2 separate regions of the Homo sapiens genome follow, and region 1 is linked to region 2. Evidence: read pairs that join two places in POLR2A ChIA-PET (ENCODE). Cell type or tissue: GM12878. All regions are shown on one strand. Each heading gives the region's core, and the rest is flanking DNA. Links, peaks and the distances in the headings are about the cores only. Region 1 holds the start of LINC02022 (long intergenic non-protein coding RNA 2022). Region 2 overlaps MKRN2 (makorin ring finger protein 2).

Evidence for each region. Peaks named below come from ENCODE experiments on the same cell type or tissue, not always from the same donor. Only the 100,000 strongest peaks of a DNase experiment are listed, where the experiment ranks them.
Region 1: POLR2A ChIA-PET joins it to region 2 with 13 read pairs; 3 of 35 experiments call an interaction of 5 or more read pairs at or near these places.

The regions. Positions count from the first base shown.
Region 1 is chr3:12,884,298-12,890,640 of GRCh38, forward strand. It overlaps LINC02022 (long intergenic non-protein coding RNA 2022), which reads right to left and starts at 914. Exons shown (of 3, transcript NR_136189.1): 1 at 562-914. All of the region lies in intron 4 of LOC105376956 (a long non-coding RNA gene), which reads left to right. RefSeq lists enhancers at 664-793, 884-973. In GM12878, for the core only: no CTCF peak of the experiment used is centred there; no DNase peak of the experiment used is centred there; H3K4me3 peaks cover 638 bases; H3K27ac peaks cover 2,493 bases.
Region 2 is chr3:12,575,439-12,581,781 of GRCh38, forward strand. It overlaps MKRN2 (makorin ring finger protein 2), which reads left to right. Exons shown (of 8, transcript NM_014160.5): 6 at 1,193-1,303. Among named protein-coding and RNA genes, the nearest start is that of MKRN2, 22 kb to the left of the region's middle. In GM12878, for the core only: no CTCF peak of the experiment used is centred there; no DNase peak of the experiment used is centred there.

The DNA.
Region 1 (6,343 bases), core at 560-5,559, 310 kb after region 2:
CCTTTTCGGGAGAACACGCGGTCACGCGGGCTGCAGTAAGGCAGGAGGAAGGAGCAGGCGGAAATGCTGAGGAACTCCTTGGTTCTCTCACCCCAGAACTCTTCCCAGCCTGCCAGGCTCTGGGCCTGAGGGATCATTCACCCACCAATCCCACCCCGTGACTTAGTCATGGAGGAAGTGAGGCCTGGAGAGAGGGGACTTGTCCCAGCAGGGATTAGGGCTTTCTTCCCTGCTGTGTGGCAGACGCTCCTGCACCGAATTCTGCCATGCCACGCACCACATGCTCACTGGCGCCTTTTTTGGGTTCTCAGTGCTGCCCCCACAAGCTTAACTTGTAGCTGGGGAAGACCAGCAGAGGTCGGAACAATTAATACAATCACGCAGCCTGAGAGAGAGCAGTAGTGCTACGGAAAAAGAGTACTTCAATTTAAAAATTCTAATTGTAAAAATAAATTTTAAAGAGAACTGGCCCAGGACATCCATGCCACATTCCCTCTTCCTCCAGGCCCTTCCTGACGCCCTTGACTCCGGCCTGTCCTGAGGCATGCAGATGCCACTCACCTCCAAGTTCTCCAGAACCTCTGGGACACCAAAGACCCTGACCTCGGAGGTGGTGTAGTGGTTGCTCAGAAGGATTTCAGACTGCTTGGCATAGAGATCTGGGCTGAAGGGTACTGGCCAGCTGGCAAATGACACGGAGTTCAGCCTTGTCCTCACACAGCGAGGGAAGGACGGGGAGGTTTGGAGCTGACAGTCAACAAATGGGTAATGGGCGGCCATTAGTGAAGTGGCAGGAAGTGGGGCAGCACACACAGCGCGAGTTGTTTTGTGTATGAACGGCCAGGCGACGGTGTCTGAACATCTTTCCTTAATTTTGCGAACGGAAACAGGGCACGATGAACCTGGGAACTCACAAAAATGATGAGCATAGAGCTCTGCGGGGTGCGGTAAGAAGGGGGGAGGGGATGAAAATATCTTTGCATGGGGTTTTGACTTGTGAGCCATGCAAGTATTTTACATGTTCAAAACCTACAATTAAGCCCCCAAGGAGGAACAAAAACTCAAACTGTAACTTGTCTTCCTATCCATCCACCGTCACCAGACAGCAGCAGCTTAATGTAGAGGTGGAATGGGTCACTGCAGCCACAGCACACAGCCACCTGGGGACATGGCCTTAGAAGGCCAGGGCTCTGCCTTACAGGGAGCGGTGCATGCTGTGAGCCAGAGACCACCACGTGGTGCTGTCTCCTCCCCAGCAGGGGTCTGCAGCTGGGGGTGCAGGTGGCAGGGGCTCCTCTCATGCTCTTACCTAGTAACCCTTGCACGGAATGTTTGCTTCCTGCCCCAGAAACTTTGAGTTCTGCTTGTTTGGAGGTCTTAGTTTCTACGAGGGAATGCTTCCCCAGAGGAAATCTGGCATGGTTCCAGTGCATTGGAAGATGAGACTTTCCCCTGGCCATGTGGGGCTCCCCAGGCCACTGAAGCAATGGGAGGCAAAAGGGTTTCTCTACTAGCTGGAGAGAGTGATCCCAGTCACCAAGGCTTTGCTACGCAATGGGGACAAGAACCCAGGGGCTTCTCTGGTATATCCATACCCAATGGTAATGGCTCGTGGGAAATTCTAGCAGCCAAAAAAGGACAGTTGAAGAATCAGAGTCCTTAGGAATGATGGTTTCAGTCACACCCCACATAGGAGAAACTTGAGGCCAGGTGCAGTGGATTCATGCCCGTAATCCCGGCACTTCAGGAGGCCAAGGTGGGCAGATCACTTGAGCCCAGGAGTTCAAGGTTACAGTGAGCCATGATTTTGCCACTGCACTTCAGCCTGGGTGACGGTTTCTCTATAAAACCAATTTTAAAGAAACTTGACCGGCTTAGGTCTGTATGAGGGCAGGGGACAATGGAATGGGTTTGGGAAGAAGGAAGCCACAGACATTACCCACAGCTGTGCCTTCCATTAGCAAAGGGAGGGCTGCAGTAGCTTTACTCACTTTCACTTTCCCGGTTACACACGTGTTAGTTGGTTTGTGCTATTTCCTTCTTTCCATTTTTCACTTTCTATACAGGTGTCGATAGGTAACGTTACAATTTAGTCTTCAGGGAACAGAATATTCAGCAGCGCTGTGATGGAATCTGAGGAGTCACTCAGAGCCCCGCCCCCCCACCACCCCATACACAGTGACTGAGGGACTGTGCCTCATTGTGGGCAAGGGGTGAGAAAACCCCTTCGTGATCTGAAGTGTGGCTGTATCTTGGGAGGTGGAAACACAAGGCTGCTTGCTTGTTCTGAATTTCACATGTGCGTGGAAGGTGCATGTGGAAGCTGAGTGTCATATGGTAGCTGGGTTAGAGCCTTTTTGTCTCTCAGCTCCAAAGCCACTGTTCACCGCCTTGCTCTGTGATCATGGCATTGGACTTTGTCAATGTTCTCCTCTGCCAGTTAGCAGAGGTGACACTGGGGGTGCTACGGGAAGAAGGGGCATCCCTCCTGGTTGCACTGGGCAGCGCTCTCTTCCCATCTGCAGCTGCCGTGGGCAAGCAGGGTTCCATGGGGGTGACTTCCCACATGCAATGCCCTGTCTGCCAGCACCCGAGGGACGTCCTGCTTGCCAGTCCTGTCTCACATTCCCATGCCTGCCAGCCCCAGCCTGCTGGCTGCAGCAACTGCCATCTGGGGCATCTGACACGGTCTCCGCCATTCCAAGGGCTGCTTCCACTCCTCCAGTGAGAGCGAGCCTCGGGACCAGAGGAGCGGCCCAAACAACCCTGAGTGTGATGAGAAACCATTGTTACCGTGGCTCTAAGCTAGGAAGTTTTGCGGTGTTTGGCTTTGTAGCAAAAGGTAACTGACACCCCTTTTATTTAGGGGTCTGCCGTTTCTCCAGTGATTTGTCACGCCATCTTCACTGTATCCTAAGTTTCCATTTTATGGAGTCTGTTTCTGGACTTTCCATTCTGTTCAGCTCGTCTGAATCCGCACATACCAATACTGCAGGTTTAATGACAGAAGCTTTCTAGTGTGCTGCAGTGATGTCTGGATGTACCACTAACTCTAAAAACAAACAAAAAAGACTGATTTTCCTGGAGAGTCTTGCCTTGTCAAAACTGGAATTGAAAATAATCTTGACTAGCTCCATTTTTTTAAAAAAACTGAGAAGTATTGACATCTGTATGTTAAATTGTGTTATCTTAAAACTCGGTATATTTCTCAGTGTTTTAATCTTTTCCTCACTTGTCATTATTTTTTGAAGTTATTCCTAGTTATCTTTTTCCTTTTTTTGAGACATGGTCTCTCTGTCACCCAGGCTGGAGTGCAGTGGTGCAATCATGGTTCACTGCAGTCTTAACCTCCTGGCCTCGAGCTATTCTCTTGCCTCAGCCCCCCAGGTAGTTGGGACTACAGCCGTGAGCCACCATGTCCAGCTAATGTTTTTTATTTTTAGGAGAGATGAGGTCTCCCTATGTTGCCCAGGCTGGCCCCAAATTCCTAGACTCAAGTGATGCTCCTGCCTCAGCCTCCCAAAGTGCTAGGATTATGGTGTGTCGCCATGCCCAGCTCCTATATATCTTTTGTAAAAATTTTATCTTGTACATGCATTCTTTTTTCCTTTTATTATTCTTTTAAACTTATTAATGTCTATTGATTCATATACATTAATTTGCTTTTCAGTCATCTTGCTGAGTTTCCTCATTGTGCCTTAACTTTTTCATTGATTTCTTGGGATTTCCAGAAATGCTGTTGTATCATCTGCAAATAGAAATAATTTGCCTCTTTGGTGGGGCACAGTAGCTTATTCCTGTAATCCTAGCACTTTGGGAGGCTGAGGTGGGAGGATCGCTTGAGCTTAGGAGTTTGAGACCAGCCTGGGCAACATAGCGAGACCTCATCTCTACTAAAAATAAAAATTAGCCGGGGGTGGTGGTGCACACCTGTAGTCCCAGCTACTGGGCTGAATGAGGCGGGAGAAACACTTGAGCCCAGGAGGTTGAAGCTGCCGTGAGCTGTGACTGCACCACTGAACTCCAGCCTGGGTGAGAGGGCAAGACTCTTGTCTCAAAAAAAAAAAAAAAGAAAAAAAAATTCACCTCTTCCTTTCTGATTCAGATGCCTCTAACTGCATCTGATTGCATTGGCTGAACCCTTCAACACAGTGTCACAGAGAAGTGAAGATGCTTACCATGTCTTTTCCCTGATTTGCACAGAATGCATTCACTGTTTCTCCATTCAATTAAATTCTGGCTTTTGAACTCAGGTATACTCTATCATTCCCAAAAAAGTATCCACTTATTTAAGTGTTTTATATACCAGGAATTCGTTCTGGATTTTGTTGAAGCCCTTTTGTCAGCCAGGGAAATGATCACTTGGTTTTTCTTATCTTAGTTAAGATGATGGATTTCCTAATATTGAACAGTTCTTGCATTACTGATGTAAAATGCTATTTGGTCATGAGGTATATTAGTTTATATGGAATATGCTACTAGATGTTTGATATGTGTGATATGTGATTCACAATTTTCTATTGGTGACATGCAGCTTTGTATTTATGTAACTTTTATCAGGTCTAGAAAACAGTGCCAAAATCACTGCATAAAAAGCATTGGGAGGCAGGTGCAGTGGCTCACCTTTGTAATCCCAGCACTTTGGGAGGCCGAGGTGGGCAGATCACCTGAGGTCGCCAGTTTGAGATCAGCCCTACCAACATGGAGAAAACCTGTGTCTACTAAAAATACAAAATTAGCTGGGTATGGTGGTGCATGCCTGTAATCCCAGCTACTGGGGAGGCTGAGGCAGGAGGATCACTTGAACTGGGGAGGTGGAGGTTGCGGTGAGCTGAGATGGCACCATTGCACTCCAGCCTGGGTGACGAGTGAATCTCCGTCTCAAAAAAGAAAAGACAAGAAAAAGCATTGGGAAGTTTTCCTTCCTTTGCTGTGATCAGAAACAGTTGTAACAGTGAGATTATCTGGTTGTGAAGGTCAGAAGAATTCCCTGTGAAACAAAATGGGCTAGTTAAGCCGTTAATTACATTTTCTATTTCTCTCATGGGAATTTGTTTAAGATTTCTTTTTCTCCTGAGTCACTTTTGGCTAATTATTCATTTCAAATTTATTTGCATAAAGTCGTTCAAAGTATCATCACTCTAAACATTTTTTCCACTTCAATATTCAGTCCTGTGTTGGTTTCTCATTTTTGGTGTTTCGTTTTCTTGTCACCTTGATTTGGTTAGCTAGAGGTTTGTCTACTTTCTTTTTTCTTTTCCAAGACCAGCTTTTTGTTCATAAGCTTTACTATTTCTTTGTTCTGATTTTTTTTTTTTTTTTTTTTTTTTTTGAGGAGGAGTCTCACTCTGTCTCCCAGGCTGAAGTGCAGTGGTGCTATCTCAGCTCACTGCAACCTCCACCTCCCAGGTTCAATCGATTCTCCTGCCTCAGCTTCCCAAGTAGCTGGGATCACAGGTGTGAGCCACCATGCCCGGCTAATTTTTGTAGTTTTAGCAGAGATGGGGTTTCACCATGTTGGCCAAGCTGGTCTCGAACTCCTGGTCTCAAAGCAGTGTGCCTGCCTCAGCCTCTCAAAGTGCTGAGATTACAGGCATTAGCTGCCACACCCAGCCTTGCTTGTTATTTTGCAACTGTTTCTCCTTTGTTTACTTTAATCTTTTCCTAATTTTGCATTTGATGTTTCTTTTTCATTTTGGATGTAATTTTCTTTGCCTCATTGCTTTAATTGCATCATGGATTCTGATACAAGGTGTTACCATTTTGAACAAATTCTATGGTTGTGGTTTGTATTTGTCCTCTGACCCAAGAGTAATTTAATAGAGTTAGTAACATTTCCAGTAGGGAATTTTTGAGTCTTTAATTTCTAGTTTTACTGTACTGTGATTAGAGAATATGTTTAGATTCTCTCTGCTTTGTGGAATTACTGAAGTTTCCTTTGTGTCTTAATATGTGGCAAGTTTCCATAAACGTTTCAAGGGAGGTTGGAAAGGTGTTTTCTCTGTTATTGAAGCGCAATGCTTGGTATCATATCCATGAGAAACTGAAGGCTTCTAGATAATTTCATTTTGGCCTCTTAACCTGTCTTGGATTCAGAGTGGCAATGTTAACCTTTATGAATGTGTTTTTTTATTCCTACCTATCCTGCAGTTTCCGTTTTTTGAAGACTGCTGTTTTATGTGGTGCATAGATACTCCTGTCATGTCTACATTGGGAATTGCAGCTTCTAGCATTATCAAGTCACTTTCTCATGCATTGTTTTTAAGGCTGATTTCTACCCTGTCACACATCAAGACTGTAACTTGCTTCCTCGTCTAATTTGGCTTCATAGCTTGTACCCCTC
Region 2 (6,343 bases), core at 519-5,518:
TGCCTGGCACATGGGATGTGCTCAATGTGGCCAACATAGGAGTCTCAAATTCTCCAGCAGGACAGGGGAAGAGCTGGCATGTGGAGAGGTTACTGCACGCGTTCTACTGTTCAGAACTCCACATCTGTCCGCTCATCTCATTCCCTCAAAGACCCTCCTCAGTTACAGATTAGGAAACAGGCCTGGGGTGCGGGGGTCAAGTAATTTGCCTAAAATCGTGTGGTGAAACAACTGCTCTATTGAGATAAAAGCCCACAATTTAACTCACCACTCATCCGCTTTCTGTCTCTACAGAGTTGCCTATTCTGGACACTTCTTATAAATGGAATCATAGAATTTGGGGCCTTTTGTGCCTGGCCCCTTTCACTGAGCATAGTGTTGTCAGAGTTCATCCCGACTGTAGCATGTGCCAGAGTCCCCTTCTCCTGGCGGAATATGTTCCATTGTATGGACGCAGCACATTTCCCTTATCCATTCCTCAGCTAGTGGACATTTAGGCTGTTTTAACTTTGCAACTATTATGAATAATGCTGCTGTCAACATTTGTGAACACAGCATGTGGGCATGTGTTTTCATTTCTCTTGGGTATACACCTGGGCGTGGGATTGCTAGGTTTTATGGTATAATAACTCTACATTAAACTGTTGGAGAATCTGCCAGACTCTGTTCAAAGTGGCTGCACCCTTTTACATTCTCACCAGCAATGTATGAGGGTTATTTCATCTGTCTTTTTTGTTGAGGAAACCATATATGTGTGTGTGTGTGTGTGTGTGTGTGTGTGTGTGTGTGTGTATTTTTTTTGCTTTAAGTTCTGGGGTACATGTGCAGAATGTGTAGCTTTGTTACATGGGTATCCATGTGCCACGGTGGTTTTCTGCACCTCTCAACCCATCACCTAGGTTTTCAGCCATGCATGCATTAGCTGTTTGTGCTGATGTTCTCCCTCCCCTTGCCCCTGCACCGACAGGCCCCGGTGTGTGATGTTCCCCCACATGTGTCCATGTGTTCTCATTGGGAAACCCTATTTTGTTAATAGTAAATAAGGTTCTTGGATGATTGTGATTTCATCTTTTGGAATTTCTGGTGAAGGAAATGCCTGTAGTGGTGAGGCAGTTGAGCAAGAGGTTTAGCAGAGAGTGTGCCCAGGCTTCGTAACATGACTTCTCCCTTAGTAATCTAATTCTTATTTCAGGTCTTGTCCAGAATGCCGTGTGATATCAGAGTTTGTAATTCCAAGTGTGTATTGGGTGGAAGATCAGAATAAAAAGAACGAGTTGATTGAAGCTTTCAAACAGGGGATGGGGTAAGTGCTTTTGAGTTTCGACGTGCCCCTGCTGCCTGCCTGGCTCTGCTGTCAGCCCGTGTCCTCGTTCTCCTTCCCAGGAGTGTGGTCTTAGGGGCCTCTTCCTCTCTTCCTTCTCTCAGGCACCATGCTGGGCTCTGGGATGCAGCAATGAGCAAGGACATGGTGATGTGGACCTGTTTAGTTTTGGTGTTTTTTTTTTTTTTTTTTTTTTTTCGGTGAGATAGGGTCTCACTCTGTTGCCCAGGCTGGAGTGCAGTGGTGCAATCTCAGCTCACTGCAGCCTCAGCCTCCTGGGCTCAAGCAGGAGCCTCTTGAGTAGCTGGGGCCACCAGTAGTGTGCGCCACCATGCCCAGCTAATTGGCTAATTTTTTTTGGTAGAGACAAGGTTTCGCCATGTAGCCCAGGCTGGTCTTGAACTCCTAGGCTCAAGTGATCCTCCTGCCTCGGCCTCCCAAAGTGCTGGGATTACAGGCATGAGCCACCGTGCCCGGCCTCAAATGTTCCTCTTTATCCTGGTTGTCAGCATGTTGATATTTTGCCTAGGAGTGGAGTGGTTTTTCTCTACGCTTATGTCACTCCCCAAGATGAGCGAAATTTTAGCTATTGTTTCATTAACTTTTTTTCTGTCTTGTTTTTTTCTTTTCCTGCTGGGACTCTACTTCCGTTTATGATAGTTTTTTTATATTGTTCATAGATCTCTGGGGATATTCATTCTTTTTCAATCTTTTTTTCTTTTCATCTCCTTGAACATAGTTGTAGCAGCTACTTTGAAATCCTTGTTATCTTGAAGTTGACCTCTGTTGTCTTTTAAGAATGGATCACATTTTCCTGATTCTTCGTATGTCTAGTAATTTTAGATTTTATCCTTGACATTGTAAATATTACATTGTAGAGAGACTTAGGATTCTGTTATGGTTTATCTGTAAAGTGATGATTTTTTTTTTTTTGAGACGGAGTTTCACTCTTGTTGCCCAGGCTGGAGTGCAGTGGCACAATCTCGGCTCACTGCAACCTCTGCCTCTCGGGTTCAAGCGATTCTCCTGCCTCAGCCTCCCGAGTAGCAGGGATTACAGGCATGCACCACTGCACCTGGCCAATTTTTTGTATTTTTAGTAGAAACGGGGTTTCACCATGTTAGCCTGGCTGGTCTCAAACTCCTGACCTCAGGTGATCCGCCCACCTCGGCCTCCCAAAGTGCTGGGATTACAGGCATGAGCCACTGCGCCTGGCCAAGTGTTGCTGTTTTTAACAGGCAGGTAAATTGTTTGAACTCAAACCCAGGTAGCAGTTCAGATCTCAGTTCTGGTTTTGCATTCGTAGCTGACTTTGTCGCATTCCTGTGTGGTTTGGGAGTTAGTCAGATTTGGGCAGAGTTTATACACAGCCTTTGAGCACTTTTTCACAGGCCCCTTACTTTGTGGGATTGCTTCCTCACTTTCCAATGGCTGTGATTTCCTTGAACTCTTGTCTTTTAGTTCTTCAGGCCAGAAAGATTGGATTTCCCCTTGGAGTTTTAGCCACCCCATGTGGTTATGATTTTGGCCTGCTCCAGGATAAGAGCTACTTCTTTTTTTTTTTTTTTTTTTTTTTTTGGAGATGGAGTCTTGCTTTGTAGCCCAGGCTGGAGTGCAGTGGCACAGTCTCAGCTCACTGCCACCTCCGCCTTCCAGGTTCAAGCACTTCTGCCTCAGCCTCCCAAGAAGGTGGGACTACAGGCGCATGCCGCCACGCCTGGCTAATTTTTGTATTTTAGTAGAGACAGGGTTTCACTGTGTTTCCCAGGCTGGTCTTGAACTCCTGAGCTCAGGCAATCCACCTGCCTCGGCCTCCCAAAATGCTGGGATTACAGATGTGAGCCACAAAAGCTACCTTTTTTAAAAAAGGTAACTTAGCCTTTGCCATTGCTATTCTTCTTTGTGTTTACTCCTCCAAAGAATCTAACTGCGTTTGTTCATTCTCTGGTGCCTTCAGGTCTTCTTGAAATATTTGTGTTAAGACTTATCTGCAGGAGGGTTGGGTATGGCAGGCGTTTACTTGTCATACTAAAAGTGAAACTATGCATTACCTTTTTTAATGGTTCCTTTATGTTGCATATTAGTTTACTAAAGCTTGATTTTTTTTTTTTTTTTTTTTTTACCATTTTTTCCTCATACAATCTTCCTGTGTGTCCACAAGAGGGCAAGGCGTGGCAAGCAGAGGGGTCCCAGCTTGTAGAAAAGGGCCCCAGCCTGTAGAAAAGGGTCCCAGCCTGTAGAAAGGGGCTCTGCTGAAAAGCAGTCTGGAGATTGTTATTGCTATTTGGATCTTTCCTTGCTTTGCTTTCCTTTAATGACTGTGTTTTTTGCAATCCACAAACATTTACTGAGTACTCACTATGGGTCAGGTACCTTCTAGCTAAGCACCACTGGGGGATGTAGAGATTAGTAAGACAATTTCTTTTTTCTTTCGAGTCTCGCTCTGTCACCCAGGCTGGCAGTGGCATGATTTCAGCTCACTGCAACCTCCGCCTCCAGGGTTCAAGTGATTCTTCTGCCTCAGCCTCCCGAGTAGCTGGGATTACAGGTGTGCGCCACGACACCCAGCTAATTTTTGTATTTTTTTAGTAGGGATGGGGTTTCGCCATGTTGGCCAGGCTGGTCTTGAACTCCTGGCCTCAGATGATCTACCCACCTCAGCTTCCCAAAGTGCTAGGATTATAGGTGTGAGCCACTGTGCCCCGCCAAGTAAGACAACTTCATGGGAAACTGCAAAAGGGCAATTATGATACAGGTTTGCTGGTGACCAGTTCTTCATGAGGGACCATCTATCACAACAGAGAAAGCACTTGGATCCACCGGGGGCTGCCAGGGGAAGCAGCATGGGAGCCTGAACCATGAAGCAGGAAGCACCTGTCTGTAGGGGGAAGTGATGGAAGGACATGGGCACAGAAGGGTGTAGGTTTTGTGTCTGGGGGACACTGGGAGTGGCTCCTGGCATTGAAACAGGTGTGTAGAAGGATGTGGTGGGACCTACAGACTGGAATCTAAGGGACACTTGAATCCCAGTGTGACCATGGTCTTTAAGAACAGGTTGGGGCCAGGCGCAGTGGCTTATGCCTGTAATCCCAGCACTTTGGGAGGCTGAGGAGGGCAGATTGCTTAAGTCCAGGGGAGACATAGGGAGACCTCATCTCTTTAAAGAAAAAAAAAAGGTTGGGAAGCTCCTCCGTGCTGCTCTGAAGGTGGAAACTGGTGGGAGTGGGAGGGAGGCCAGTGAGGAAGTGGCCCTGGCAGGCAGGCCCCAGAGGCTTCCACAAGTGTGGGAACCCAAAGGAAGGGGAGATTGGGAAGTGATTTGTAAACAGAATGAACACAGTTGGGTGTGAGAGCCGAGGACACAGAGTGAGTCAGAGTGAACTGGAGGCTTTTGGCCTTGGTGACCAGATAAGCCTGGGGGAGGAAAAAGAGTAATATTCTTGTGAGAGTGGGGGACCAGTATATAATGTGTTTGACCTGATCGAGTTCATAGCCAGTGTGCTAGGATGCTCTGGAGTTGTCCAGCAGGCTCTGGTGAGAGCAAACTGCTCACGGTCATTTGAAGTCCGCTCAGAACTCCAGGCAAGCAGGGGCCTGGAGGATGTGTCGTCCACACACCTGCTCTCCAGCCACCTGTGCTCAAATCAGATCAGCTGGCCAGGGAGCTTGTTCTCTCTCCCCCCACCCTACCCCCCCGCCACCACCCCCAGTGAGACGAAGTCTCACTCTGTCTCCCAGGCTGGAGTGCAGTGGCACAATCTTGGCTCACTGCAGCCTCCACCTCCTGGGTTCAAGCAATTCTCCTGCCTCAGCCTCAGCCTCCCGAGTAGCTGGGATTACAGGTGCCAGCCACCACACCCAGCTCATTTGTGTATTTTTAGTAGAGATGGGGTTTCGCTGTGTTGGCCAGGCTGGTCTCAAACTCCTGACCTCAAGTGATCCACCCACCTTGGCCTCCCAAAATGCTGGAATTACAGGTGTGAGCCACCACACCCGGCCAGAGGGCTTTTCTTTATGCTGCTATGAAGCCGTCCTCAGAGAACTTCACCACCGGCCTGCGGCCATCCCATCTGACAAGACGGAAAACCACTGGATTCAGGAGCCTCCTTTCCCTGTTCTTGTCTCCCGCTGTCACACACCCCAGCTGCCCCTGACAGCAGCGTGCCCTTTCTGTTGTTTGGCTTTATTTCTGTGACTTTCCCCTTCCTCTGTACTCCGAGATGGCCCTCTGGATTCTTGGGTATCTTTTTTTTTTTAACTTCAGTTTGGGATCCTTTATGATTGGATAAACCAGAGTTCATTTGAGCAAAATGGGAATTCATTTGATTGAGTTTCCTTGGGCAGGGTTCTTAACATAGAGGTCTGTGGGGAGAATGGTAGAATTAAGAGAGAGGGAAAACATTTTGAACTGTTTGGTCACTGTATGCTGTAGACCCATGTTTTATGCATTGAAAAACACTGTTCAGAGAAGGGGTCCAAAGCACATAAGGCGTGAAGAAGCCCTCCCTGGTGCCGAGGTTGGAGACAGGAAAACTGGAAGGAGACCTATGGCTTTAGGCAGTTGCTAAAACCCTCTGCTTTCCCTGTAGCCACCTTGACAGCACTGCGGCCAGGAGGAAGGGGAGAGTTGGCTTGGTGGGGTACCTAGGGAACTTTGAGCAGAGACAAGTGGCCCAGCTTCAGAGCTTAGTGCCCAGAGGAGTGACCAGGCCTGGCTTAGCTCTGTGGTGACCCAGGAGGTGCTCTGGAGCTGCCGGAGGGCCTGTGGAGCACTGCAGTCTCCACACAGCAAGTCCCCAGGCAGGTTAATATCCTTTGCAAGGCTGCAGGTAAGTGGGGATACTTCCTATCCTGCTTGGAAATCAGAATCCCAGCTGTGTGTGACCTGAGACAAATCACTCAACCTCTCCCAGCCTCAGCTGCCCCACCTAGAATGTGAGGCTGACCTACCTCTGGCGTAAGGGTGGTAAGGATGGAGGCAGGCAGTGGCCCAGTTTGGACCCCTCATTTTCCCACCAGCCT